2 separate regions of the Homo sapiens genome follow, and region 2 is linked to region 1. Evidence: read pairs that join two places in POLR2A ChIA-PET (ENCODE). Cell type or tissue: PC-3. All regions are shown on one strand. Links, peaks and the distances in the headings refer to the core of each region. The heading gives the core; the rest is flanking DNA.

What was found. Peaks named below come from ENCODE experiments on the same cell type or tissue, not always from the same donor. Only the 100,000 strongest peaks of a DNase experiment are listed, where the experiment ranks them.
Region 2: POLR2A ChIA-PET joins it to region 1 with 12 read pairs; 2 of 35 experiments call an interaction of 5 or more read pairs at or near these places.

The regions. Positions count from the first base shown.
Region 1 is chr1:31,925,604-31,941,627 of GRCh38, forward strand. It overlaps PTP4A2 (protein tyrosine phosphatase 4A2), which reads right to left and starts at 12,765. Exons shown (of 6, transcript NM_080391.4): 1 at 12,384-12,765. RefSeq lists enhancers at 7,249-7,308, 11,922-11,971, 13,082-13,351 and silencers at 12,152-12,491, 12,268-12,439, 12,642-13,021. In PC-3, for the core only: no CTCF peak of the experiment used is centred there; DNase peaks (open chromatin) are centred at 6,238, 7,038 and 9,278; H3K4me3 peaks cover 6,358 bases; H3K27ac peaks cover 6,863 bases.
Region 2 is chr1:32,163,599-32,177,536 of GRCh38, forward strand. It overlaps KPNA6 (karyopherin subunit alpha 6), which reads left to right. Exons shown (of 14, transcript NM_012316.5): 11 at 2,507-2,632; 12 at 3,571-3,698; 13 at 6,284-6,462; 14 at 7,109-12,965. The coding sequence ends at 7,296. Among named protein-coding and RNA genes, the nearest start is that of TXLNA, 9.1 kb to the right of the region's middle. In PC-3, for the core only: no CTCF peak of the experiment used is centred there; no DNase peak of the experiment used is centred there.

The DNA.
Region 1 (16,024 bases), core at 3,747-11,746:
AAAAAAATTAGTCGGGTGTGGTGGTGGGCGCCTGTGGTCCCAGCTACTTGGCAGGCTGAGGCAGGAGAATGGCGTGAACCCGGGAGGCAGAGCTTGCAGTGACCCAAGATCGCACCACTGCACCCCAGCCTGGGCGACAGAGCAAGACTCCATCTCAAAAAAAAAAAAGGTGAATTTAGAAGTATAAGGGAATTTTATAAAAGCAGCCTCATTTAATTTAACCCAATTTTACCGGGCATCCTTTTAAAATTCCTATCAATTGGCGGGCACAGTGGCTCATGCCTGTAATCCCAGCACTCTGGGAGGCCACGGTGAGTGGATCACGAAGTCAGGAGATCGAAGCCATACTGGCCCATCTCTACTAAAAATACAAAAATTAGCTGGGCGTGGCGGCGCATGCCTGTAATCCCAGCTACTCGGGAGGCTGAGGCAAGAGAATCGCTTCAACCCAGGAGGCGGAGGTTGCAGTGAACTGAGATTGCGCCACTGCACTCCAGCCTGGCCACAGAGCTAGATTCCGTTTCAAAAAATTAAAAAAAAAAAAAAATATATATATATATATATATTTATCTCTCCTATCAATCCACTCACATCAGGATTTCTAAGAAATCATCCCTTTACATTTCCAAATTAAATGATACAATAAACCCTCTAATTTGGTGAGCTACGCCAGTATTCACCAAATTAAAACAGCACATTAAAATATAAAGGTACAATAAAAGAATTCTAGATTTAAGGAAATACAGTCTAAAAGCAAAGGTCTAAAAAAAACGAGTATGCATATATTTACTGCTACTTTTCTTACCAGAAATTTTACAGGAAGTAATGCAAATTTGAGTCAGCTTGGTTTCAACAATCAGTCAACATGAAAGCCTAATAATGTAATATACAACTAACACCTTGCAACATTTTTTTCCTAAAGCAAATTCCCTTCATGTCAATAGCCACTTTTATTTCCCCTTAAAATAAGTATAAAAAATCTAATCTGTCAACAGTAAAGAATTTATCCTCCTGAAGAGCTAGGCATTTTCCTCAAATTCTTTCATTAATTCAAATATTTACAGAACATGTACTATGGGTCACATACTCTTACAGGTGCAAGAGCAATAAGCAAAACAAAAATTTCTGTTGGGATGGATCTTACACTTTACTGGGCAGAAAAAAAGAAATAAAAATGTCACTGCTCTGGAGAAAAATTAGAAGTAGGGGAATTAGCAGTGCCAGAGGGAGGGGGGTTCCAATTTTAAATAAGGCTAACAGGAAAGGCCTCACTGAAAAAAGTGACTTTTTATCCAAGAGCTGAGAGTGTGAGCCAAACAGGTATTTGGGGAGCATTTTAGGCAGAGGATTAACTGCTGCAAAGGTTATGAGGTGGGGACAAGCTTAGAGTATGCTAGGAACAAGGGAACCAATGCTACTGGAACAGAGAGGACAATGGAATGAATAGAGTCAGAGAAATAAAAGAGAGCCTTATAGGCCACTAAAAGCATTTGACTTTTATTCAGAAAATGATGCCTCTCCAAATGAAGCCAATGAAGGGTTTCACTCAAGAGTGACAACTCAAAGCCATAAAAAATAATGAAATCATGTCCTTTGCAGCAACATGGATGCAGCTGGAGGCCATTATCCTAAGCGAATTAACGCAGGAACAGAAAACCAAATACCGCATGTTCTCACTTATAAGTGGGAGCTAAACACTGAGTACACATAGACTCAAAGAGGGGAACAACAGACACTGGGGACCACTTGAGGGTGGAGGGTGAGAGGAGAGTGGGGCTTGAAAAACTACTTATCAGGTACTATGCTTGCTAACTGGTGACGAGGTGACAAAATCATTTGTACGCCAAACCCGAGCGACATTCAATTTACCCACGTAACAAACCTGCACATGTACACACTGAACCTAACATAAAAGCTGAAAAAGGAGAGAAAAAAAGAGTGATAACTTAGGTTTTACAAAGGATCACTCTATCTGCTATGTGGAAACATTACAAAAATGGTAAGGGTGGAAGCAAGGAGACAAGTAGATATAATGGTAGCTTAGACCAGGGTAACAGCAGTAGGGAAGATAAGAAGGGGTCAGTTTCAAGATACACTTTGACGTGGGATTTGTCCACAGACTGGATATAGAGTTTATGAAAAACAGTCAAGGCTCTGAGTAACTACAGAACTTGTGGAGTCCAACTTAATATTCAGAGGCTATTCAGACAATAGATTGTAAAATCTTCTCAACCATCAAAGTAGTAGGGAAAGTCCTCTGTAAAATGCTACTGTACCTATTGTATTTTGACCACTTGGGGGAAAAAAGTGTCTGAAAACTTGTAAACTAAAAAACCTCACCTTTAATTAGTAAAGCGTTTAATTAGTAAACACGCATCTTCTGATTAACTGGTCTCAAACTGAAAATTTATTCATCTCTTATAACCTACTCCCAAATCAAGTAGATAGAACAACAGTTCTATCTATCCTCTGCACTACCTACCTTTGTTTATCCCTCTACTGTTCCATTTATCAAACTAAAATAATCTAGTCCTTGAAACTTAGATTTAAATTAATATTATATTATATATAACAAATATATATTATAACATATATTTATATATTATAATATATAAATATAATAATATAATATATAGCATAATATAATTATATACAATATAATATTAATATTAATATCCCTCCTTACCCACAATAACTACAGTCCTAGGAAGGTGATAAAGAGGTATCAATTCAATTCTACACAAATAAGGATCCAAAATGTCAGTGAATAAGCCAAAAATAAGATGCTTTTTTTACTGTTAAAAAAAATTTTTTGGCCGGGCGCGATGGCTTACGCCTGTAATCCCAGCACTTTGGAAGGCCAAGATGGGCGGATCACCTGAGGTCAGGAGTTCAAGACCAGCCTGGCCAACATGGCAAAACCCTGTCTCTACCAAAAATACAAAAACTAGCCAGGTATTGTGGCGCATGGCTGTAGTCCCAGCTCAGGTGGCTGAAGCAGGAGAATTGCTTGAACCTGGGAGGCGGAAGTTGCAGTGAGCCAAGATCGTGCCACTGTACTCCAGCCTGGGTGACAGAGTGAAACTCTGTCTCAAAAAAAAAAAAAAAAAAAAAAAATTTCATAGTTACTCCCTTGGTTATTCCCACTTTTCCACTTCCTCATTTAAGGAGGGAACTTGAGACTCAAGTCCCAGTACAGAAATCAATAATCAGTTCTATAAAAAGAAATCATGACCTTGATGGTGGGAAAATGTCTTAACATTTCAAAACCAGTAGAAGATACATGGCCAGCCACTCAGAAAGATAAGGGAAGCAATTAGTCAACAATCGCACCTGCTTCTGAGAACAGTGACAGTTATTCACTGAAGTCCTGTGGGCCCTGTTCCCACCAAAATGAAAAGGGAGTGGTTTTAGATGTGCATGTACCCCGGTGATTAACGGTTGTCCTTTTCTAGTAATTTCTACCTCTACAAATAACTATAAGACAAAAATTGCATTAAATATTTTCAGGCCACACTTAAAAATATTTACTTTACAATTTTGTACTCCATTTTTCCTCTAAAGATTTCCAATTCTCAAAATGAATCTCTTATCTAAAATTGGTATTTTTCCTTTCATAAATAAAATTTAAATGCAGGTTAACAGCACTATGGCCAACGCCGACTTTCTCTTTAAAAAGTATTGGAATAGCACTGGTAATAACATTAAAAAATCCTAACAGCACAATCCTTATATTGAGTATTAATCTAATTGTTTTCAGTTAATCTTTTAAAAATTACATTAAATAGTTTTACTAAATGGATTCTATTCATCCATACTTTTGTGACAAAAGTATCATGGCTATCTTTTCTATGGGGTTTATGTTTAAAGACTTCAGTTTATGTGCATTTTAAGACTCCCAAGCCCCTTTATTATAAAGTTTAAGCACATTCTTTTCCTAAATAACTTTGGTAACCTTCTTAAGAATAGGAACTATCTCCAATTCAGTTGCTTCCCCAGAAAGTTAAATCCTAACATTTGTTTTATTTCCTCCTCCCATCCTTCCTTCTTTAATCTCAAAAGGCTAATTTTTCCAGAGAACAATTTAAGTCTTAATCATTTTAATTTAGTTTCCAACATCACTGTATGTACATTAACCCAAGAACCATTGAATCAATAATTTCATTAATAAATAATTTAAGATTCTGAACTTCAATTGTAATAAAGCAAATTCAGTAGTAAAAATCCAAAAGAACACCTGGAGTCAGCCTGTCAACACCACATTGAAATGTTTTCTGAGCTATATCAGGACAGTTAAAATGGCTGTAACAGCTGCAAGTTCCCTGAGGTTGCAAAATAGATACTTGGGAAAGGTTATTTGAATCACCTTTCAAAATAACCTACAGCACAGGAGTAGCATGCAAAGCAAAAACTTTCCGGCTACTGTTCACATTACCTAAAATATACCATCTCGGGCCGGGCGTGGTGGCTCACGCCTGTAATCCCAGCACTTTGGGAGGCCAAGGCGGGCGGATCACGAGGTCAGCAGATCGAGACCATCCTGGCTAACACGGTGAAACCCCGTCTCTACTAAAAATACAAAAAATTAGCCGGGCGAGGTGGCGGGCGCCTGTAGTTCCAGCTACTAGGGAGGCTGAGGCAGGAGAATGGCGTGAACCCCGGGGGGGCGGAACCTGCAGTGAGCCGAGATTGTGCCACTGCACTCCAACCTGGGCGACAGTGAGACTCCATCTCAAAAAAAAAATAAAAAATACCATATCTCAGAACTTAGTAGTTTATGGGTCAACTTAACTCTTTTCATTTCCCCATTTTGTCAAATGTATTGAGCGTATTTAAAGGTCCTGTTCCAGTATTAATCCCCAAAGAGAGTGAGGGAAACTCTCTATGGACAAGACACAGAATAAAAACATCCCAAAATACATCTTGTCAACATAAATTATTTTGTTTGAGCCCCAGAAATGTTTCTGCTGTTCAGGCACTCTGATCCAAGTTTCCCCTATAACTGGGTAAGTTACACTTCACTTCCTCTCCTAAACTTGCTTTTTATAAATTACATTATAGTTCACAGACATATGTTTGTGTACTGAGTACAATACAAGATAAACAGTCAAGAATCCAAATCATTCTATTTGAAGCTGCTGGTGGCCTTTTAAAATGTACTGTCTATCCACTAATTGTCCAATAATGGCATCCTTTCACAAAACACAGTAACATTACGATCTTTAAAAACCACACAGTGAAAGTAAATATTTCATACTACATATTAACGTGAAATAAAAATGGTGAAATAACTCTATAATGCCATGTCAAGAAGTTATTCTTTACTCACTAGCTCAGCTCAACATGGATTCACCTTCCTTTTCTTCCCAATTAAAGAATGCAAAATTCAATCTTTCTCGTCCTCTTCCTCCAAATGTTTACTGAGATAAGGGACAATATGTCACCTCCCAATTATACCAAAATGCAGCACAGCCAATCTTCAAACAAGCATTTGCAGAGACGTGTGCACATCATACAAACACTATCCAGGATCAAGCTCCTAGAAGAATCAACGTGGGTGAAAAATGCTTGATTGGTATTAAGTTTTCATATTACCACCACAAATTTTAAAGATACAAAGTAAGCGTGAGAAGAATGGAGTAGGATTAAGACTTCTGAAGAAAGGTAAAACTTTTATAATAGAAAACTGGTAGAAACAGTGAAGGAACCATGGTAGTGTGACTTGAGAAAGGTGCTTAGTCTTTGGTTAGATAACTCTGGAGAAGCCTTGACCGGGCTGAGAATTTCAGACCAATTCAAATGCAATAAAAGCTCTTAGGAATTTCAAAGCAGAGTAGTGGTAAGAGAGCAACTCTTTGCTCACTGAGAAAAAGAGCAAATATTGCCATATTTATGGGCCTCCCCTGATCTACTGAGCAAGCAGCTCCGTAATTACCAAAAAGCTTAACAAAAATTTTCTTTCAACTTACTAAATCATAGTCAACAGATAACGAGTTTAACTAAATTCTACCTGTTGATGACCTCCAAATGAAGATCCAATCTAAGAAAACAATTGAGAATATAGCCTGTGACTTATATTTAAAGTACTTTTCACCCAGAAAGACCCAATTTGCATAATTTAAACTAATCACCAAAGGAAACTTGTTTGTAACCACACATGTGGAATGAAAATAATGTCACTAGAATCTATTGTTTCTCCATCATATCCTTCTCTATTTGCTGACAAATCCTGCTGGTGACTCATATCCTTCTGCACTAACCAGTCACTCCATCCCCTAATGAAAGGCTTTTCACCAATAATGGAAAATACAATACACAACAATTTGTTCTGCTACTAAAAACAACAAATATCAACATTTGTATATAAATCCAATTTACAAATACTGTGGTGATACAACCTAGTGAATGTTTCCTGTAAAACGGTGGGGAAAATAAAAAGTTGGTCAAATTTAAACAAAAACTAAAGGACAACTGGAAGAAAACAGACCTGATTGTGAATTTGAATTCCTGTCAAACAATACATTAGTTAACAGCCAACATATCTGGCCACTGCAGAAATAAAAATATAAAGTAATTTATCTGATCTGCTAAAACAAATATATCATGTGTACATTTTATGCCAAAAGAATTAATGTCTTGAGAAGACTAAAAGTTCAAATAAAAAATACTATGAGAGGAATTAAATGCACCACTTCTCTAAAGGTAAAGACTGTTCTAAATGTTCAAAATATTTTTTCAAACCAGGCTCAACTAGCAAAGAAAGGGTCACAAAAAAGCCTAATCTTAAAATTCTCAAGAATTTAAAAAGCCAACATTGTGTAAGGTAAATTTATATTCAAATGATGAAATTTAGTTTAGGCCACTTAAAATGAAGTGGATGCTGTGTTAACATAACCTGTGGGCAAGAAAATCAGTATAGGCAAACAAAAACCGTCTACATTCAAGTCACATAAAAAATATCTGTATAATCTGTCAACTCCTCACAGTCATTTTTCTGGGAAAGATTTCTGTGTCCTGTAAATCTACACTGACTGAACAAACAGTGCAGGAAACGAGTCATTCTCTCACCTAAGTCCTGGTAACTCCACAATGGGGAACTGTGGAAAGCAGACAGCTAGTATTGCTGTGCAGCTTCTTTCATGGAGGTGCTAGGGTAGTGACAGTTTCTGGTTGAGCCTAGACCTCTACCACTCCAAAGAGCAAAAAGATTTTCACACAATATGCACTTCAGCTCTACACTAAGCAACCTAAAAGGCTTCAAGTGCCAAGACAGTGGCCAGGGAGTCAAGGGAGCCCATAGAATGAGGTTCAGCCAATAAAACAAAGGATAATGAGAGAAAGCTAACTGACACCTCTATACGTAGTTAATAGTTCAAAAGATGAAAATGGTGAAAAGATTTTTTCTTTTTTTTTTTTGAGACAGGGTCTCCCTCTGTCTCCCAGGCTAGACTGCAGTGGCATAGTCTCGGCTCACTTCAGCCTTGACCTCCCAGGCTCCAGTGATCCTTCCACTTCAGCCTCCTGAGTAGCTGGAACTACAGGTTCATACCACTATGCCTGGCTAGTTTTTGTATTTTTTGTAGAGATGTTGTCTCTATGTTGCCCAGGCTGGTCTCGAACTCCTGGCCTCAAGTGATCCTCCCGTGTCTGCCTCCCAGAATGAGCCACTGTGCCTAGCCAAGACTTTTCTAATATTTCACAGATTAAGAGACTCAAATCACCATCTCCCAAAGTAATTATAACTGGTGGTATCCACTGTTCAACAGAGATTTAAGTACTTTAAGCCCCTAAAAGGAAAAAAAAAATTATTCACTGCTATCTATTTATTGATAATCTTTAACTTAGATTCTAAAACCTGGGATTTAATAATCAAATCCCAGTACTTTGGGAGGCTGAGGCCAGCAACTCAACGCCTGAGCTCAGGGGTTCGGGACCAGCCTGGGCAACATAGCGAAACCCTGTCTCTACTAAAAATACAAAAATTAGCTGGGCGTGGTGGCGCACGCCTATAATACCAGCTGAGGCAGGACAATCGCTTAAACCTAGGAGGTGGAGGCTGCAGTGAGCTGAGGTTGCACCACTGCACTCCAGCCTGGGCAACAGAGTAAGACTCTGTCTGGAAGAAAACAAAATAAAACAAAACCCAACAACAATCAATCTATAAATAAATTTCCTTATCTGTAAAGCTAAAAGAATACTACTTACAGGATTATTGAGTTTCAAATGAGACAATACATGATTTGGCGTAAGAAAGGAATGTGGAAACCTAAACCCTGAAAGGGTAATATTGAACTTTACCAGTACCCCAAGATCTCTACCATCACCCTATTCGATAAACATAACTAAGTCCACCATGTTAAAACTATGGATCCTGGGCCGCGCGGTGGCTCATGCCTGTAATCCCTGCACTTTGGGAGGCCGAGGCAGGTAGATCACCTGAAGTCAGGAGTTCAAGACCAGCCTGGCCAACATTATGAAACCTCATCTCCACTAAAAACACAAAAAATTAGCTGGGCGTGGTGGCGTGTGCCGGTAATCCAGCTACTCAGGAGGCTGAGGCAGGAGAATCGCTTGAACCCAGGAGGCGCAGGCTGCAGTGAGCCAAGATTGCACCACTGCACTCCAGCCTGGGCAACAAGGGCAAAACTCCGTCTTAAAAAAAACCAAAACAAACAAAAAAGACTATGGATCCTGATTCTTAAGCAAAATTTTAAAGATCCCATCTTCTATTCAACAAATATAGTTGATGGAATAGCACCCAAATAAATCAACCAAACTTAGTTTCACAAAAACTTAAGCTTCATTCTTCCAAGACCAAGAGCAACAGCTAAAAATGTATGCACCTGCTCCTCTCCATCTTATTTGTAAATACATTCGTTTTCTAGGCTTCAGTGGTTACCAACCCCCACATTACAACAAAAAGGAAAAAGTATAGTCAAATCCTGTAAAATAAATCCCTACTAAATTTCAACTTTGTGTCTGAAAATTGTAAAGTGTTCCTTAATTACTGCATAAGGAAATACTACCTTTATAGGACAAAATGAATAAAAAGTTAATTCTAAAGAAAAATAAATCCAATTTACCTTGTTTGAAACTTTTTTCAAGTCAACTATATATGGGGCTCTCATACTGTTTTTTAAAGCTATACACAAAAGTATTCAAACATTTACTCTTCCTAGTGCTACAAAGTTCAATGATGTTGTAAATGGTTTCTGCCTATAAATTTGGTTCGTTCAAATTAAATTTTACTTGACTGACTCACAGAGGGAGTGGCCTGACTTTTGCTGTTCTGAGTCAGAAAATACCCCGTTCAGCAGTTCAAAACTATTTTTCATCTATAAAGGTGTTCTAAAATGCCAGCCTTTTCCAGCTACAAAATCTGTTGCCTTAGTAGAAAGATCTTAGTGGTAATAATACTTTGAATCTGTAGTTCAATTTATAATTAACAAAGTGCTTTCACGTGTATTTTCTCACTTCTTCTGATTTAAGTGTCCCACACAGCTCAACAGAGAAACTTTGATACAGTGGTAAGTTCTAGTTCACTCTTGGCCCCAATAAATATACTCTCCTCTTTTTCCAAAAAATAAAAAACATAAGACGCTGCTGCATTTCTTTAATCAGACTTCCCTCACGCAGACATATCCCAGGTGCCTCATAAAAACTGTCTCAAAGCACACACCCCGGGGCCCCAAGAGAGTTTCAAGGCATAATCTCCTCCCACATAAAAGCCTAGCTTAGGCCCCAAAGAGCCTCCAGTCAGCATCTCCTAAATGATCCCCTTGCCTCCAGCCTTCTCCATTAGTTTCAACAGCTCTCCTAAGTACTAGCTGCTAGGCCATCACGTTGATGAGAAACCTCAATATAAGAGGAGCTACTGAGAGAGTAGTATGACGTATTGGAAAAATCAAGGGCTTTAGAGTCAAAGACCTGGATTTTTAATCCAGCACTAATTATTATCTGTATGACCTGGGACAAGTTACTTAACCTTTTGAGTTTCTGTATCTCTTCTTCTCACCACTGTAAATCCATGGGAGCTCATCGCTGTATCCCTAGTGCCTGGCAAATAGAAGTGATTCAAAATAAGCTAAATGGATGCAAATGAAGATACCACCTTTCTTGTAGTTGTGAGAATTAAATGAATATAAAAAGCACCTGTAGCACAGGAGGAAATTAATACTAATCAATTCCTTCCCTCACTGAATAGTAACAATACTATTTACTATTTCTTTCTTCTTATTTTTTTTGAGAGAGGGTCTCACTGGCTCACTGCAGCCTTGACTTCCTGGACTCACAAGATCCTCTCACCTCAGCCTCCGGGATAGCTGGAACTACAGGCACGCACTACCACGCCTAACTTTTGTATTTTCTGTAGAAATGGAGTCACCATGTTACCCAGGCTGGTCTCGAACTCCTGGGCTCAAGCGATCCTCCTGCCTCAGCCTCCCAAAGTGCTAGGATTACAGGTATGAGCCAGCTTGCCCAGCCGAAAAATATAATTTCTAACTTTTAATTACACATCAGTGATTTTGCCTGTAATTCTATTATGTTCACTATCAAAAGGACCACCCTCACGCCTGTTAATCCCAGCACTTTGGGAGGCCAAGGCAGGTGGATCACTGGAGGTCAGGAGTTCGAGACCAGCCTGGCCAACAAGGTGAAACCCCATCTCTACTAAAAATATGAAAATTAGCCGGGTGTGGTGGCACACACTTGTATTCTCAGCTACTTGGGAGGCTGAGGCGGGAAGATCATTTGAACCCGGGAAGCCTGGGCAACAAACAGAGCGAGACTCCATCTCAAAAACAAACAAAAAAAAAACAAAAGGACCATACTACTCTTTGCTTATACTGAAAGACTACCAACTTCTATCGCTTCTCGGCCTTTTGGCTAAGATCAAGTGAAAGACTACCAACTTCTAGGAGACATTATTTTTAAGATAACATCATTTTTAAGATTATATCAATGTGTAAAATCCCTATCAAGGTACTACTCTTCAAGAATCCCTACTTTTACAACACAAGAATGGGAAAAGTCCATGATAATAATTAGTCCATTCATTATGAAACTTAAAAATGCCAAGATCAGAATACCAGCAAACAACTTCTCACCATCTTCACCAATACAATGGTGTGCTGGCAAGTGATTCTGAAGCCCTGATAATGTGTCATTCTGTATCCTTAATCTCCTTTTGCACACTCAGCAAGGCATAACTTCACTCACTTCCCTCTGAAACTACTCTCTCTTACAGAGCATGACAGCAAGTACCATATTCCAACTCAGCAGTGTAATGTAGTTTGGCGACTCCGGACAGACAAACATTTGCTGAATGCCTACAGTGACACTAGAATTGCTAGTCACTGCTAATTTCTTGACAAATTCCAGGAAATAATAAACCAGACTACAGTTCAATTTACCTAACAATAAAATACTCTTCACCTGAAAAACTAGCAGTACTTTACAAAAGTTTATGCTCCTGAACACTCTACAGGCCAGAGTGTAGGATTTTGGGCAACAGACAAACTTCTTTTCGTTAGCTCTCAGGGGCCCCAGACTAGGATAGGATGGCATCATTGACAAATTTGAAAATTTACTTTGAAGTCATGAAACGTGGGAGAAAAAAATGTATAGAACAACAACAAAAAAACACATCACATCCTTTCTGGGGGAAAAAAATTAAAATCCCAGAGCCAGAAGATCATAGTGCCGCTGGAGGAGACTTATACCCCCTTTCCTCATACTTGAACCTGAAGACCCACGGACAAGATGCTCCCGGAAAGAACTCCCCAACCCAACACACCAGGGTTCACTATCGCCACACACAAAGACCAAGGGGAAGGGCCTCTAGGATGCCTGCTCACACACTGGACACACGCCGGCACACCCTACCACACTCCTGCCTCTGCCACGCACCTTCTCACCGACACACACCATGTTCTCCCCCCACACTCACCCGCTCTTTACCACACTCTCAACTCTCTCCTCCCCCATTTACTCACTCATTCTACCACCACCCCTCATGCCCACACGCTCCCCACACACCCATACCCTCCCCTGCCCTCACCCACATTCCCCCAACATCGACACTGCCTCCCGACGCGCTCCCACTCCCCCCACCTCCTCGCACGGACACTCAGCCCTGTCCCCCACTCACACGCCCTCCCTTCACCAACTCACTCTCCCCCACGCTCGCACAGCTCTCTCCCTTCCACACACACGAGCCCGCCCCTCGCTCACCCACCCTCGCTCCCCCGCCCCGGCCCGGCCCGGCCCTCCTTCCGGGGACGTGTCTCCGGCCTGCACTAATGGCTGCGGCGCCTCCCGCCCTCCCCTTCCCCGAGGCCCCCGGCGCCGGCGCGGGGGCCGCCCGGGAGGGGCGCACTCACGCTGGCGAGCTGGGGACTGGGCATTGAAGTCCGGCGGTGGCGGGAGCGAGGAGGCGCCTCTCTCCTCAGTCACCTCGGCGGCGGCGGCGGCGGCGGTAGCGGTGGCGGCGGCGGCGACGACTCCCCCCCAGCCTCGGCGCGCGACACCCGGCCCGGCCCGGCGGCGGCGGCGGCGGCGCGTCTCCACGAGTCCGTCTTGCTGCTGCTGCTGCGGCCGCCGCTGCGTCTCCTGCTGCCGCCGCTGCCTCCGCTGCCGCCGCTGCCCTGTGGCGTCACCTCGCGCCGTGCCCGGCCGCCGCTGCCGCTCCAGCCGCTCCCGGACAGACGACGGTTACAGCCCGGCCGATCGCGCCGCCACCACCACCGCTGCGCGCGCAGCCGGAACCAGCTCCCGCCGCCGCCCCTCAGGGGGCGCTGCGGGGCGCGGCGCGCAGGGCCACCGGCCCGCCCTCCGCGTTCGCTGACTGGCTGGCTGGCCGGCTCGCGGGCAGTTGGGCCCGCCCACCTGCCCCGCGGGGCGCTGACCCACTGCCCTGGGCGCCTCCCCCGCTCCTCCTCCTCGTGGTTCGTTCCGCTCCGCACTCCCGGCTACGGAAGGCGAGTCCATGTGATCGGGGAGGGAAGGCAGAACGTGGCCTGGGGAGTCGCTCGCCCACGCTGCGCCCCGCCCATCCGCACCTGGGCTGGGTCGAGGGCCTGCAGCCGAGGTGTGACCTGCAAGGTCGAAGGGTTCTTTCTCGCTACTTGGCCCTAAGGCCTCGGGTCAGATCCTGATGGGACGGGGTGGCCGCCACGTCCTGGGCTTGGGGATTTCCAACTCAGAAGTGGGAACCTGGCCAGCTCAGTTCTCGGCTGCCCTTCCTGAGGCCCCAAATGAATGGCGTGTGCATCTTCGTCGAAGATATTAATACGCCACCCCCAGCTCTGCCCACAAGACACACACCCACCCTAAGAACTGTCCCTGACAAGCCAAAATTCAGACTTTCAGGATGTAGGATCTTGGGCAAGTGATTCCAAGTATTATCAACTATTAAATGGAAATAATAATCAGCTACCTCATGGGCTCTTTCACGTATCGATAACAACGTATGAAAACGCTTGAGAAGGGCCAGGCGCGGTGGCTCATACCTGTAATCCCAGTACTTTGGGAGGCCGAGGAGGGCAGATCACAAGGTCAGGAGTTCGAGACCAGCCTGGCCAACATAGTGAAACCCTGTGTCTGCTAAAAATACAAAAATTAGCTGGGCATGGTGGCGCCCGCCCGGAAGGAGGGCCGTAATCCCAGCTACTCGGGAGGTTGAGGCAGGAGACTCACTTGAACCCGGGAGGCGGAGTTTGCAGTGAGCCGAGATCGTGCCACTGCACTCCAACCTGGGCGACAGAGTGAGACTCCGTCTCAAAAAAAAAAAAGAAAGAAAAAGAAAACGCTTGAGTTGAGAAAGTGAGAAAGAAGAGACCCTGAATTTCAAGCTTTCCGACTTAATGTCACCTTTAACGACGCAGATTATCGTAGAGATTCTCAGGTGGAAAGGTTTTTGCCTCTTGCATTTGGAAGCTAGCCAGAAATTCTTTGCCAGATCATGCGTCCTGAGTTTTGGTTTGGAAAATGTGGTCACTAGCGAGCTAGGAGGCTGGTTTGGGCCACGACCAGATGGCAAAGTGCGGCATTGGAGGCTGGCTTGGGAGGGAGATGTCTCCCCCTGGGAATTGCGGGTTGGGGAGGGTCTGTTCTTTCTGTCCACCCCTGGGAAGTCTTGCCTGCCCAGAACTGGCGCCTATATAGGAAGAAATGAAGATGCTCCCGTGGGTGCTTCTCCCCCACCTCGCCACCACATCCATGCTCATCCAGCCCTGCGGGGAGAAGCAGTGATCTGTCGTCATTAGACCTTCCCCACAAGGTAGACTTGGGGCATTGCTTCTGACCAGAAGGCTTCCATTAGCGCTTAGCAGTAAAAAGAAAGGTCTTATGACTCAGCCGCATCAAGCCACAGCACAGAGTCCAGGATGTTCACCACCAGGTGGCCCAGGAGGGGGTATTCTAGGGCAAGGCTGGCTAGCAGGGCTGTGTGGGAGTTGAGAGAGGCCTTGAGGAGCAGGAGGGGCTGCAGATCAGTAGCAAGGCCCTTAGGTGAGGAGCACAGACTGGGCTCACTTGCATTCTGTCTGCCTCCAGCAAGCAGTATTTTCTACTTCCTGGAAACATAGACTGATTTGAAAGAAAGAGCTACCACCTCTGCAAAACTTTTGCTGCGTCTGTGAGTTATTGATTCTTCCGATAAAGTTGCAAAACACCTTGTGCAATACTCTACCATAGTACTTAACATGGAATTGTAATTGCCTGTTTTCAGATTCTCCCCTGCTTAAATGGATCTATTTGGGGCAGTCTAGCAGATTGTTTGCTTGTTTGTTTTCATCTAGTAGATTGTCTGACCAAGTGAATGACCCTTCCCTCCACCTAGCTCTCCTTCTGGCCCTGAAATAAAATAATGTAATAACAACATTAACAACATAAGGATAAGAATAGTGGCTCCAATAGTAGTTACCTTTACCGCCCCCCCCCTTTTTTTTTTTTTGAGACAGAGTCTCACTCTGTCACCCAGGCTGGAGTGCAGTGGCGGGATCTCAGCTCACTGCAAGCTCCACCTCCTGGGTTTACACCATTCTCCTGCCTCAGCCTCCTGAGTAGCTGTGACTACAGGCGCCCACCGCCACGCCCAGCTAATTTTTTGTATTTTTAGTAGAGGTGGGGTTTCACTGTGTTAGCCAGGATGGTCTCGATCTCCTGACCTCATGATCTGCCCGCCTCGGCCTCCAGAAGTGCTGGGATTACAGGCGTGAGCCACCGCGCCTGGCCTTTTTTTTTTTTTTTAAGACAGGGTCTCACTTTGTCACCCCAGAGGGAATGCAGTAGTGCAAACATGGCTCACTGCAGCCTCAACCTCCTAGGCTCAAGCAATCCTCCCACCTCAGCCTCCCAAGTAGGTGGGTGGGACCATGGGCCCATGCCACCATGCCCAGCTAATTATTTTTTTATTTTTGTAGAGATGGAGGTCTTGCCATGTTGCCTAGACTGGTCTTGAACTCCTGGGCTCAAGCAACCTTCACACTTTGGCCTCCCAAAGTGTTGGGATTATAGGCATGAACCACTGCACCCAGCCATAGTTACCTTTTATTAAGCATCTACTCTTTTTCAAGTCCTGATTGAAACGTTTTAAAATGTTATCAAGGCCCGGCACAGCGGCTCATGCCTGTAATCCCAACACTTTGGGAGGTCGAGGCGGGTGGATCACCTGAGGTCAGGAGTTTGAGACCAGCCTGGCCAACATGGTGAAACCCTATCTCTACTAAAAATACAAAAATTAGCCGAGAGTGGTGGTAGGCATCTATAAGCCCAGGTACTCAGGAGGCTAAGGCAGGAGAATCACTTGAACCCAGAAGGCGGAGGTTGCAGTAAGCCAAGATCGCGCCACTTCACTCTAGCCTAGGCAACAAGAGCAAAACTCCATCTCAAAATAAATAAATAATAAAATAAAATCTATTATCAAGTTTATGATTCAAAATGACCCTATTAAGAAGGTACTATTACCCCCATTAAAAAAGGGAAGTATTATCAACTATTAAATGGAAATAATAATCAGCTA
Region 2 (13,938 bases), core at 4,500-12,499, 240 kb after region 1:
GAGTTAGTTAAGTTTGAGTCATGGTCCCTTTGAGATACTGAAAGCTATGGAACTCCACCCCTGCTTCCTAGATCTTTAAGGTCTCATGGATATCATGGACCTTGGAATAATCTTTTGTAAATAACCCTTCTGGTGAAGGCATAGTAAACAAAGTTCCCCTGCTCAAAGGCTAGAGATTTGGGTATTCTTTGGGTTTTGAGTAGCGAGCATAATTCTGTGGGATTCTGGACAGGTTTCTTAACAGGTGAGTAGTGTCACTCAAACACTCAAACCCACATGCTCATTTTCTGGGTTACTTTGTATATGTATATGCATGTACTTTAAAATACAACATAAAATTTACCATTTTAACCATTGGCATAAAGTACATTCACATTGTTTTTCCGTTATTGCCACTAGCCAGCTACAGAAATTTTTTATCATCTCAAACTGAAACCGTACACATTAAACAGTAACTCCCCATTCTCCCTTCCCCTAGTGCCTAGTAACCACCATTCTATTTTCTGTATCTGTGAGTTTGAGTGCTCTAAGTACCTCATGTAAGTGGAATCATACAGTGTTTATTCTTTCTCGTCTGGTTTATTTCACTTAGCCTAGTATCTTTAAAATTCGTTCATGTTGTAGCATGCATCAGAACTCCTTTGAAAGGCTGAATGATATTCCACTGTATGTATATACCATATTTTATTTATCCATCAATAGACATTTGGGTTGTTTCCACCTTTTGGCTATTGTGAATAATGCTGCTATGAACATTGGTGTACAAATATTTGTTCAAGTCCCCGGTATATACCCAGAGTGGAATTGCTGGATCATGTTCTAATTTTATGCCTAATTTTTTTGAGGGGACACCATACTGTTCTGCACAGCTGCTATGCCATCTTACATTCCCACCAACAATGCAGCATGTTCCAGTTTCCCCACAGCCTTGCCAACAGTTGTTATTTTCCGTTTTTTGTTTTTTGTTTTTTTTTTGATAATACCCACCCTAATGGGTGTGAAGTGATATTTCATTGTGGTTTTGATTTGCATTTTTCTAATGATTGGTAATGTTGAGCATCTTTTCATATGCTTATTGGCCATCTGTGTATTTTTTTTTTTTTTTTGGACACATGTCTATTCAAGTCTTTTGCTCATGTTTTAATTGGGTTGTTGAGTTTTCTGGTTGTTCAATTTTAGGAGTTCTTCATATGTTCTGGATATTAATCTCTTATCAGACACATGTTTTGCAAATATTTTCTCTTGTTCTGTGGTTTTATCTTTTAACTTTGGTGTCTTTAAAAAAAAAACTTTTAACTTATTTAATTTTTTAAAATTGAGACAGAGTCTGTCTTTGTCACCCAGGCTAGAGTGCAATGATGCCATCTCGGCTCACTGCAACCTCTGCCTCCTGAGCTCAAAGCAGTCCTTCCACCTCAGCCTCCCAAGTAGCTGGGACTACAGGCATGCACCATCATGCCTAGCTAATTTTTTGAATTTGTTTTTTTTTGGAGAGACAGGGTTTTACCATGTTGCCCAGGCTACTCTTGAACTACTGGGCTTAAGCAATCCTCCCACCTTGGCTTCTCAAAGTGCTGGGATTACAGGCATGAAGCCACCTCACCCAGACCAACTTTCTTTTCTTTTTTAATTTTTTTTAGAGGGTCTCACTATGTTGCCCCAGCTGGCCTTGAACTCCTGTGCTGAGGTGATCCTACTGCCTCAGCCTCCTGAGTAGCTGGGACTGCAGGTGCATACCACTGTGCCCAGCTTACTCCAATGTCTTGATGCACAACAGTTTTTCATTTTGATTAAGTCCAGTTTACCTGGGCCAGGTGCAGTGGCTCATGCCTGTAATTCCAGCACTTTGGGAGGCTGAGGCAGGAGGATCACTTGAGCCCAGAAGTTTGAGACCAGCCCTGCAACATGGGAAGACCCTGTCTCTACAAAAAAAAAAAATGTTTTTTAATTAGCAGAGTGCGGTGGCACCCTGCTACTCAGGAGTCCCCAGCTACTCAGGAGGCTGAAGTAGAAGGATTGCTTGAGACTGGGAGGTCAAGGCTGCAGTAAGCCATGATCATGCCACTGCACTCCAGCCTAGGCAACAAAGTGAGACCCTATTTAAAGAAAAAAAATGAAGCCGGGCACAGTGGCTCACACCTGTAATCCCAACACTTTGGGAGGCCGAGGCAGGCAGATCACCTGAGGTCAGGAGCATGAGACCAGCCTGGCCAACATGATGAAACCCCATCTCTACTAAAAATAGAAAAATTTTCCGGGCGTGGTGGTAGGCGTCTGTAATCCAAGCGTCTTGGGAGGCTGAGGCTGGAGAATCACTTGAACCTGGGAGGCGGAGGTTGCAGTGAGCCGAGATTGTGCCATTGCACTCCAGCCTGGGCGTCAGAGCGAGACTCTGTCTCAAAAAAAAAAACAAAAACAACAACAACAACAACAACAACAAAAAAACATAAAAAAAATTAAAAACAGTTTAATTTTTCTTTTGTTTCCTGTGCTTTTGGTGTTCTAGGTCATTCTTAACTGTTCAGCCCTACCTTGCCTTCTCCACTTGTTGAGCAGTCCCAAGGAGTCAATCCGGAAGGAAGCTTGCTGGACTATTTCAAATATTACTGCTGGCAACAGGGCTCAAATACAGGTAAAACAGGCAGGGAAGTCAAGGGGCATGGGAAGTCATAGGAACTTGGGAGGTTGTTGGAATATTTGCTTTCAGAAGAAAGAATTTGTTTCCCTTTAAAAATAGGAGTCAATTGGCCAGGCACGGTGGCTCACGCCTGTAGTCCCAGCACTTTGGGAGGCCGAGGTGGGCAGATCATGAGGTCAGGAGTTTGAGACCATCCTGGCCAACATGGTGAAACCCCATCTGTACTAAAAATACAAAAATTAGATGGGTGTGGTGGCGGACGCCTGTAATCTCAGCTATTCGGGAGGCTGAGGCAGGAGAATTGCTTGAACCCGAGAGGCAAAGGTTGCAGTGAGCTGAGATCACGCCACTGCACTCCAGCCTGGGCAACAGAGCGAGACTCCGTCTCAAAAAAAAAAAAAAAAAAAGAGGGGCTGGGCATGGTGGCTCATGCTTGTAATCCCAGCACTTTGGGAGGCTGAGGTGGGCGGATCACAAGGTCAGGAGATCAAGACCATCCTGGCTAACGTGGTGAAACCATGTCTCTTCTAAAAATACAAAAAAAAAGAAAAATTAGCCGGGCGTGGTGGCAGGCGCCTGTAGTCACAGCTAGTCGGGAGGCTGAGGCAGGAGAATGGCGTGAACCTGGTAGGTGGAGCTTGCAGTGAGCCGAGATCGCGCCACTGCACTCCAGCCTGGGTGACAGAGCAAGACTGTCTCAGAAAATAAATAAATAAATAAATAAATTGGAGTCAGTGTGTACTATTGGTCAAAGAAGCTGTGTAACCAAAACTGGGTTCTTCTGTAGTAGCCTGTCACCTATATAGGAAGAACAAAAGAAAACTCCCAGAATGGGGAAGATGTCTAAGTCTCAGCTGATTTGGGGACTAGATTTATTTATCATGCTGAAATGACTTTCTCCTTCCATCTGCCTCCTCTCAATTCTCTCTCAGGCTGTTATAGATGCAAATATCTTCCCTGTGTTGATCGAAATCCTTCAGAAAGCAGAGTTTCGTACAAGGAAAGAGGCAGCCTGGGCCATCACCAATGCCACATCAGGAGGAACCCCTGAGCAGATCAGGTATTACATTCCTTTCCCGTTGTCTTGAATGATAATGGATGCTCTCCCTGTTTGCTCATGGTTTACAGGTGACCTATAAACTGCTCTTGCTCAGACAGGTCTGCCCCCTAGTCTCACTGTAATAGAATTTTACTGGTAAACTGCTACAGTGTCACTAGAATCTGGAATAGATTCCATGTAAGCCATGTGGGAATCTATTCCAGATTCCAGTGACACTATAACAGTTTACCAGTTTTCCCTTCTGGAGAAGAGAAACATGACATGGACATCCATCCTTTCTCTACCTTTTCTTATCCAACAGAGAACTGAAATCTATGTAGTTCTCAATTCAAATGAAGGGGAACCGTACTATGGGTTACTCAAAACAGTTTCTTCAGCCTGACCAACATAAGAAGACTCTGTCTCTACGAAAGACAAAAATTAGCCGGGCGTGGTGGCATGTGCCTATAGTCCCAGCTGAGATGGGAGGATGGCTTGAGCCTGGAAGGTCAAGGCTGCAGTGAGCTGTGATTGTACCACTGCACTCCAGCCTGAGTGACAGAGCCAGAGTCTGTCACAAAAAAAAAAAAAAACAAAAAAAAACAAGCAAGCTGGTGTAGTGGCTCATGTCTGTTATCCCAGCACCTTGGGAAGCTGAAGCAGGAGGATCCTTTAAACCCAGGAGTTCAAGACTAGCCTGGGCAACATAGGGACTTTGTCTCATGTGTACAAAAATGTAAAAATTAGCAGGTTGTAGTGGCGTGTGCCCGTGGCCACAGCTACTCAGTAGGCTGAAGCAGGAGGATCACCTGAGCCCAGGAGGTCACAGTTGTAATAAGCTGTGATTGTGCCACTACACTCCAGCATTTGCTACAGAGCAAGGTCCTGTCTCAAACAAAAAAGCAGCTTCTTTGAGAAATTAATTTGGGATATGAGACTTGAAAGAAGCGAATAGAAAGCTATTTTGTGTATGTGTGCTCTTTTTGAGACCGCAACCTCTGCCTCCCAGGTTCAAGCGATTCTTCTGCTTTAGCCTCCTGAGTAGCTGGGGTTACAGGCACGTGCCACCACGCCCGGCTAATTTTTTGTACTTTTAGTAGAAACGGGGTTTCACCATGTTAGCAGGCTGGTCTTGAACTCCTGATGTCAGATGATCCTCCCACCTTGGCCTCCCAGAGTGCTGGGATTATAGGCATGAGCCACCTGGCCTGTGTACTCTTTTATTTTAGTTTACATTATCTGAACATTAGTGGAAAGTGGTGGGAATAGTTAAGTGTTTTGCCCTTCACTTGTTGCCTATTAAGGGGAGCACAGTTAGTATATATAAAGTCTTAGGAGAAAAGAGATAGCTGTTGAGTTAAGCTTTGAAGGATAAATATGGGATTGTAAAAGGCCTCTTAGACAGGGAAAAGCATAAATAAAGGTACAGGAATCAGAAACCTGGAGACCTTTACAAGTGTGACTAGAATGTATTGTCCTTGGAAGGGAATAATGGGAGGCAGAGCTAGAAAGGAACTAGGAGCCAGATTGCAGAGCATCCAGGCTGGGCTGGGCTTGTGGTATTATGGTATTGTTGTGCCATAGAATTTGGAGTTCAGCGAATTAGGGAGCCTGTGAAAAATTTTATGCAGGGAAGTAATGTGTTCAGAGGGGTAATATTGCAGCCAAGGAGACATTAGAGGCAAGGAGGAGGAGTGTTTGGTAGCATCCACATGTGAAATGAACTAGACCAACCACATGTGAAATGAACTAGAACAATATCAACAGGAAGGTAGAGAGATAGAGAAAGGATAAGCGGTTATCAAGGCTCAGTAAGAGCAGTGGCTCACACCTGTAATCCCAGCACTTTGGGGAGGTCAAGGTGGGAGGATCGCTTGAGACCAGGAATTTGAGACCAGCCTGGACAACATAATGAGACTTTGTCTCTACAAAAAATAAAAAATAAATTAGCTGAGAATGGTGGCACACACCTGTAGTCCCAGCTGTTTGGGAGGCTGAGGCAGGAGGATCACTTGAGCCCAGGAGGCTGCAGTGAGCTGGGATCGCACCAGTGCACCCCAGCCTGGGTGACAGAGCAAGACCCTGTCTCAAAAAAAAAAAAAGGACTTGGTTGGGGAACACTCTCATTCTCTGGCATGGAATGGGGTGTTGCACAATTCTTTTTTCTTTTCTTTTCTTTTTTTTTTTTTGAGACGGAGTCTCACTCTGTCGCCCAGGCTGGAGTGCAGTGGCGTAATCTCGGCTCACTGCAAGCTCTGCCTCCTAGGTTCACACCATTCTCCTGCCTCAGCCTCCCGAGTAGCTGGGACTACAGGTGCCCGCCACCACACCTGGCCAATTTTTTTTTTTTTTTTGTATTTTTTTTTAGTAGAGACGGGGTTTCACCATGTTAGCCAGGATGGTCGCGATCTCTTGACATTGTGATCCGCCCACCTCAGCCTCCCAAAGTGCTGGGATCACAGGTGTGAACCACCGCGCTCGGCCTCACAATTCTTAAAAATAAAAAAATAAATTAGTAAGAGTGGGTTGCTGAGAGTTCAGAGCACCTGCCCAGCACTTCATGTGTCCTGTACTAGTTTAGCACTTGCCTGGTCTCTGGCCCCTAGGTACCTGGTCTCACTGGGCTGCATCAAACCCCTATGTGACTTGCTGACTGTAATGGATTCGAAGATTGTGCAAGTGGCCCTCAATGGACTGGAGAACATCCTGCGGCTTGGAGAGCAAGAGGGCAAGCGCAGTGGCTCAGGGGTCAATCCTTATTGTGGCCTCATAGAGGAAGCCTATGGTATGTGCCCTCTCCTCAATCTAGGTCAGAACCTGAGACTGTAGGCCTCCAACGTGGTATACATATGTTGGTGGTGGCGGAGTGTGGGTTGGGAAGCATCCATAGCTTCCATGAGACTGATGTCTGTGTCTTCAGAACAGTTAAGAGCTCCTGCCCTAGCCAAGTTTCACCATCCACAGGGTTTCACACGTTACCATGAGTATAATCAGGATGTGCTGAGTAGCTGGGGTACAGCTAGGATTTGGATTTGGCTCATCTTTTGAGTTGAGAGTTGTCTCTCACCAGTTTCTTCTCCTTCTAAGGAGTGATAGGTCAGTTCTCTTTCTGATAGGCTGTACCTATAAGAGTGCTGGATTAACTCATCACTCATCCCTGAGAGGCTGATGATGTGCCCAGGTCATGCTTCTAGTTTAAAGCAGAATCAGGACTAGAACCTCTGTAACTGACATTTTGGTCTCTTTCCTTTGGGATTCTGTAGTTTTGAGAAGAAATCTTAACTCTCCCCTTTCAGGTCCAAGAGTGATCTGATCATATGACTTGTGTTTGTAAGCACTAACATACCTCAGGGAAGGAAAAATAGGTAAATGTTTCACCTGCCCATAGAAAAGCACTCACACTTCCCTCTCCTTCCTTCTTACTACTGTAGGCTTGGATAAAATTGAGTTTCTCCAGAGCCACGAGAACCAGGAGATCTACCAGAAGGCCTTCGACCTCATTGAGCACTACTTTGGTGTAGAAGACGATGATAGCAGCCTGGCTCCCCAAGTCGATGAAACGCAACAGCAGTTCATCTTCCAGCAGCCTGAGGCCCCCATGGAGGGCTTCCAGCTATAATATCTGCCTCCAGGGAGGGGAGGGGATGGGAAGCACCACCAGCCAGCGGAAGAGCAGCCCTCTGGTGGGCGGGAAACCAGTGTCCCCACCATCAGCCACCACACACCTCTGCTGCCCTGGAGACTGTGCTCTTGACCTGCTCCGCCCCCTTCCCTGGAGGGAGCACCCTCTGGACAGACAGAACCATCTGAGGCTCACCTTTGGGTTTTGTGACAAGAAGGGGACGTGTTGGGTTTTTCTTCCTTACACTATATTTTGGCTGCACACATGTCTTTAACCCAGGAGCCCAGGGGTAGACAAAGGAGGACTAAGGTAATCAATTTGCACCTTTTTTTATTTTTATTTTTTTTCTTTTTTTCTTCAGTGGTGACTTCCTTCCCTTTATCTTTTTTCATTCTTCCCGGTCCTCTGCCCTGATCTGTGTAACTCTTATCTTGGGTACTTGAGCAGACGGTATATTCCAGAGGTGGGAGGTGGGAGGGGAAGGGAGAAATCCAAAACAAAGTGTTCTTGCTCTGACAGAATATTAATCTTGTACGCTTGGATTGAGTTATTTAATTTTTTTTTCTTTTGCACATTTTTCTTGTATTAAGATTGCTCTTCCCAAGAGCCACAAGTTCCTGGTTTTAGTAAACCCAGCTGCCTGCATTGCCTGGGACTAGAGGCTGGGGAGGCTACCATGAAACAAAGGTCCCTCCCTCCCTCTGACTCTTTGCCCAGACCTCTTTAGTTTGGGGGATCCTCCTCACTCTCCTGAAGTGTCTCAAGTATACCAGTGGGAGTGCAGGGGAGGAGCACAGGCCTTCAGATGGGGCTTCCCACGTGTAGCTACTGATCCCATATTTCCTACTCACCTTCCAAATGGTGCGACCCAACTTCATTTGTTTACTTGAAAATTCCCCCTCGAGGTTGAGAGAACCTCTGAGGTGGCTGTATTTTCTCCTAAGCTTGAGATAGGGGGCTGTGGTCCTTCCTTTCTCCTGAGGAGAAAGTCCTTGCTCTGGTGACCTGTAAGTTGCAGAGGAGGGTGGAGTGAGAGTGTCATGTATTGGGATAGTCAGGGATCCCTGCCTTTGGCCTTTCTTCTTCTTCTTCTTCCTCTTCCATAGTTGGATCATGTATATTTTACTTCTAAAGGAGAGAATGTCAAAAAGTTCTGTATTTTTTTATATTCTATATATTAGGTAGGTCAATCTTAATTGGTCTCAAGAGGAAGAACTGTCTGTCATTTCGGTAAGTAGGATACTGTGAGGAAGACCAAAAAGAGATATGGATGCTTCCTCGCTCAGGAGGCCTGAGCTTGGTCCTTTTCCTCTCTGCTTGGATTCTGGACCACCACCTGGGACCAACCTTCAGCTCTGGAACCTTCATAAAGCAGGTCAGCGTGGCCTGATTGTCCCAGGACCTGAAGGGAGCAAGGATGGCCTCAGGGCCTGGTGAAGTCTGCTACTCTGTCCTTACTGCTGAACATCCTGCTTGTATCAGGAAACTCAGAAGCAGTTTGCCTTGTCAAATTCAATCTCAATGGCCATTGTCCACATAACTGATCACCCATGGCTGCCTCTCCTATTATCTATTATCACTGAAACTTAGTAGCCTGCTTTTTTTTTTTTTTTTTTTAGAGCTATTGCGTATCTTCCCTGTTTGGGATCCTTGTACCTGGTTTGGGTTTTCCCTTCCTTGTGACAATTATAATCCAGATGCCTCTTCTTTCTGTTTGAATTACGGTAGTGCATTGCCTTAGTGGCTTGCCTGTGCCTCTGGGTGGATTACATATGATAGTAAAGCCCACCTGTTTGGATGGGAGTAGAGGAAGTTGGTGTAGACCAGCTGTGGAGCTGAAGGCACAGTCTGCCCCACCCCCACCTCCCCACTGTGGTTAGTCAGAGGCATCCTGCTCCAAGCTCTGCTTTTCCTTCCTCTGAAACAATGCCATTCTTGCTTCTATTGCTACACATCTCCTTCTGGCTCAGGTGAAATCCATGCCCTTCTGCTTATAGACCTAAAGTTCAGGTACTTATTATTGGCCATTGATCTTGAATTTGCCCTCTCCTAGTGCTGCAGTCCCACTTCAAAGCCATTTTCTGAGGAGGATGGTTTAGGTCTGGCAATTGTCCTTGAAAAATCCCACCCATGTTGTACCACCTTGGTGAGTCATATGCCACTCATCAGCTTGGGAATGATGGCTGCCAACTCCCAATCTCCCAGGAAGGCAGGGGGCAGAATCTTTTTTTCACTTGGCCTGCTACCTCCATTAAAAAACCATTCTCTTACAGTTTAAAAAAAAAAAAAAAAAAAAAGCCTTCCCCTACCCAACCTCCGCCCATTGTTCTCTTCCAAAGGGCAATTTAGTAGGATCTACTTTGTACATCTCAAGTAAGAGTTAAGTCCCTGATACAGGGACCAGTTTCTTAGTGTAAGACATACACATCCTGCTTGTCCAGCTGTTCCTCCAAAATCTACTTTGGCTTCAGCTCCGGGTCCTGTACCAGATGGAAAATGTTTTTGGTGATCTGGCTGCTGCTTAAAGCCAGTTTTCCCTAAGAACTCCAAAGGCTAAAGTCTACTAGGGGCAGAGTGTGAGGATAGATTTCTAATCAGAGAAAAGTGGCCTCCAGGAGCTTTCATTTATGTCTTCTCCAGACCAGGTTTTCCTGTTATCTTCCTTTAATCCCCTTTCAACCAACAGGTGAAGTTCTTCCAGCCCACAGAGGTAGTAATATCATCTTTTCTATCTCCTCCTCTCCTTTGGCCATGTAATGAAGCAAAATATTATTTATTTAGCCCAGGCTTGAGAGCCACTGTTTGTGGACAGTCTTCATCTAGATTCCATACCCTGGCCTAGGCGAGGTAAGGCTCTCTGGTTATTGCCAGGATGGAGCCCCTCTACCCCAGTCTGCTGTAGGGAATACCCTAATTAGTTGAGGCATGCTTTTGGAATCCTGGCATGTTGGCATATGGCTGGTCTATCCTTTTTAAGATCTCTGGTTGGGGGTATCTGGATATGGATTAGGAGGGACAAGGAGCCTTTTTCTTGGCTAATGTTTTCCAATACTTTTTTGAATGGTGCCAGCCCCTCCAGGCATCCCACCCCCAAATCATCATCTTTAGTACTAACAGGGTGTCTGGTCTTAGAAGCCTCCCTTCAGATCCCAGCTGACCCTGGTGACTGCCTGGCCTTGATGTTGGCTGCAGCCTTCTGATAGAACCACATGGATTCCACCCACAGCTGGCCAGGCTTGTTACATGGGTCAGGGAATACAAATGGCCCCCCCCCAGGGAGCAGGTGTTGGCCTCAGTTTTCAGGGACCCTTGGTGTTGCTCCTTACCTAGAGCCCATTAATCTACCCCATCAACTCTCTGCCATGAAAGCCATCTTCCAGGAGCCCTGTTTTTTGGAGCTGAACTGCACAGATTATAGCTGCTATTGTACTTAAATAAGGGAGAGGAAAAGAAGGTTCTCAGGCACAGACTTTCTATTTTTCTCAAGCCAAACCAGTTTAAAATGTCTAGCAGAATGAACTGTATTTCCATTTCTTCATGTCTACCTGCCTTCCCCCCACACCCTAAAGTTGTACTTGTTTCTAGCAAACTAGAAGGAAAAGATAGGAAAGCCTGGCACTACTAACCTCACCTCTCATACACCTCTTTGAAGGCCCCAGCTCTTTTGTTCAGGCCTCTCTTCTCCCCTAGACTCACTCAGCTTGGTATCCATCATCTTGAGCATTCTTCAGTAGATTCATCTAGGGTTCAGATTCCAGACTCTCAGCTGAAGACAGGGAGCCAATTTCCCCCAGGTCCCTGCAGGTAATCCAGGGACCCCATAGGGAGAACAGGCTGACTGGGGCATTAGGAATGTTTGTACCTCTCTGCTTCCCTGGCAGCCTGGGGAAGGGTGCAGGGCTCAGTGCGCTAAACCATGGTAAACATCTTCAATAGAACTACCCTAGAATTTAGTGAGTGTGAGACTGAGATATTGCTCAGAATAAATTTATTCCATAGCCATTTAGGATTGCATGTTCTGGACCAACCTTGTCCAGTATGTTTTCTGTTTGAGCTTTTTCATTCTTTTGTTAAGCCAACAAGTTGAGAATTTGGCCCTGCTGGGATCCATGTAGTGGGCACTAGCTGCTCTTTGGCCAAGGCCTTCATAAATGATTCAGTCTCTCATTATCTGTCCTCTAGCCCCACACCCTGATTTAGACCGTGGCAAAGGAAGAACTTGAGGTCAAGACCAACCAAATCTGTGAATTAAAGCTGTTATTTTTTTCTCTGCAAGGGCGCTTTGCTTCAGGTCTGGGCTATGTGCAGAACCTAAGCAGGCTGTGAGAGTTAGAAGAGGCAGTATTACATGTTAGGCCCAGAACACCATGGGAAAAGGTTTATGTAGTGTATCTTAGTGGCCTGCCTAGCTGCCTCTGGGCCAGGCTGACTTCTGATGTCCACATTAGCTCGTACCTGAACCCTGTTGCTGAATGCCAGCCCTGTTCTCCTGTAACTATTATATACGCCATGGCCTGGGGGGCATTGAAGGAAGTAAGCTCTCAGAGATCCTAACACTGGCTGGGAACCTCTGACTCAGAGCATGTCTTTAAAGAGTCCACATCTGGCCAGGCGCGGTGGCACATGCCTGTAATCCCAGCACTTTGGGAGGCCGAGGCGGGTGGATCACGAGGTCAGGAGTTTGAGACCAGCCTGGCAACATAGTGAAACCCCATCTCTAATAAAAATACAAAAAATTAGCTGGGCGTGGTGGCAGGCGCCTGTAATCCCAGCTACTTGGGAGGCTGAGACAGGAGAATCACTTGAACCCAGGAGGCGGAGGTTGCAGTGAGCCAAGATCATGCCACTGCACTCCAGCTTGGGTGACAGTGCGAGACTCCATCTCAAAAAAAAAAAAAAAAAAAAAATCCACATCTTCAGCTGGGCGCGGTGGCTCATGCCTGTAATCCTAGCACTTTGGGAGGCTGAGGCGGGCAGATCACTTGAGGTTAGGGGTTCAAAACCAGCCTGACCAACATAGTAAAACCCCGTCCCTACAAAAATAAAAAAATAAAAAAAATAAGCCAGGTGTGGTGGTGGGCACCTGTGATCTCAGCTACGTGGGAGGCTGAGGCAGGAGAATCTCTTGAACCTAGGAGGCAGAGGTTGCAGTGAGCCAAGATTGTGCCAGCCTGGGCGACAGGGTGAGGCTCTTGTCTCAAAAAAAAAAGTCCACATCTTCATGAACCCTCAGACTCTGGAGTTGGGTGTCGGCTTTTTTAGCCAGCTTTTGTGGGAATTGCCTTTGACCTATTAAAGAAGGAAAGTGGGTAATGGAGTCCCAGCCACTCAAGAGACTGGATATCCCCCGAGAATGGCTTGGGTTACCAGCTATGGACCCTTGGAAGATGAATCTAATCCTTCTCACTGGTTTTTCTTTGCAAATTCATTTGCTTTTATTTTTCTAATAACAATAAACTCTATTTTCCATGTTCTCAGGGCCCCTGGGTAGACAGACACAGCTTGATTTCAGAGCAGACATAGGCGAAGAAAACATGGCATTGAGTGTGCTGAGTCCAGACAAATGTTATTTATATACACATCCAAATTTGAAGAGAAAATGTATTTCTTTAGGTTTCAAACACTGTAATAGATATAAAGCAAAAATAAAAACCTGTTGCAAAGTTCTAAATTGTCTTCTTTGGCTTGGAGTGACCCTAGACTGGATTTGGGGGAAGAGAATGAGGAGGTGTTTAAATTTGTAGCTTAACAGTGGAAATAAGAGTTGTACCAACCTGCACCTGCTCTAAAGTTTTTTTCATCGACTTTATTGAAATATAATTGACATACAATAAACTGTACATATTTAAAGTATATACACGTTGATAAATTGAAACACATATGCACCCATAAAACAACCACAAGATAGTGAATATATCTATGACCTTCATAAGCCGTAAGCTTCCCGCTTGAGAATCCCTCCTTTCTGCCCCACCTCCAGCAACCACTGATCTGTGGCTGTCACTGTAGTTTAGTTTGCATTTTCTAGAGTTTCTCTAAATGATTTTGACTTAGTTTCATCAGCACCACTCTACAGCCCTTTGAACCTTTTTTTTTTTTTTGAAACGGAGTTTTTTATTCTTGGCATCCAGGCTGGAGTACAATGGCGTGATCTCGGTTCACTGCAACCTCTGCCTCCTGGGTTCAAGCGATTCTCCTGCCTCAGCCTCCCAAATAGCTGGGATTACAGGTGCCCGCCACCACGCCCAGCTAATTTTTGTATTTTTAGTAGAGACGGGGTTTCACGTTGGCCAGGCTGGTCTTGAACTCTTGACCTCAGGTGATCCGCCTGCCTCCGCCTCCCAAAGTGCTGGGATTACAGGCATGAGCCATCGTGCCCAGCCTGAACCTCTTAAGATCAAATAGTTCACAGACTCCTCCCTTCAGTTTAGATAATTCCTAAAGCAGAGATTACAGACAAGCAGCCAGAAAGTTGATTGAACCCACAGGAAGGTTTTGCTTGGCAGAGCGTGTTTAAGTTTGAATTAGTTGCCAACATTTTTTTTTTAAATCAAATGTCTGTCTTGAAAAAGACTGTCCTGAAGTCTCCATTTTTAAAAAGAGGCCAAGCACTGTGGCTCATGCCTGTAATCCCAACCC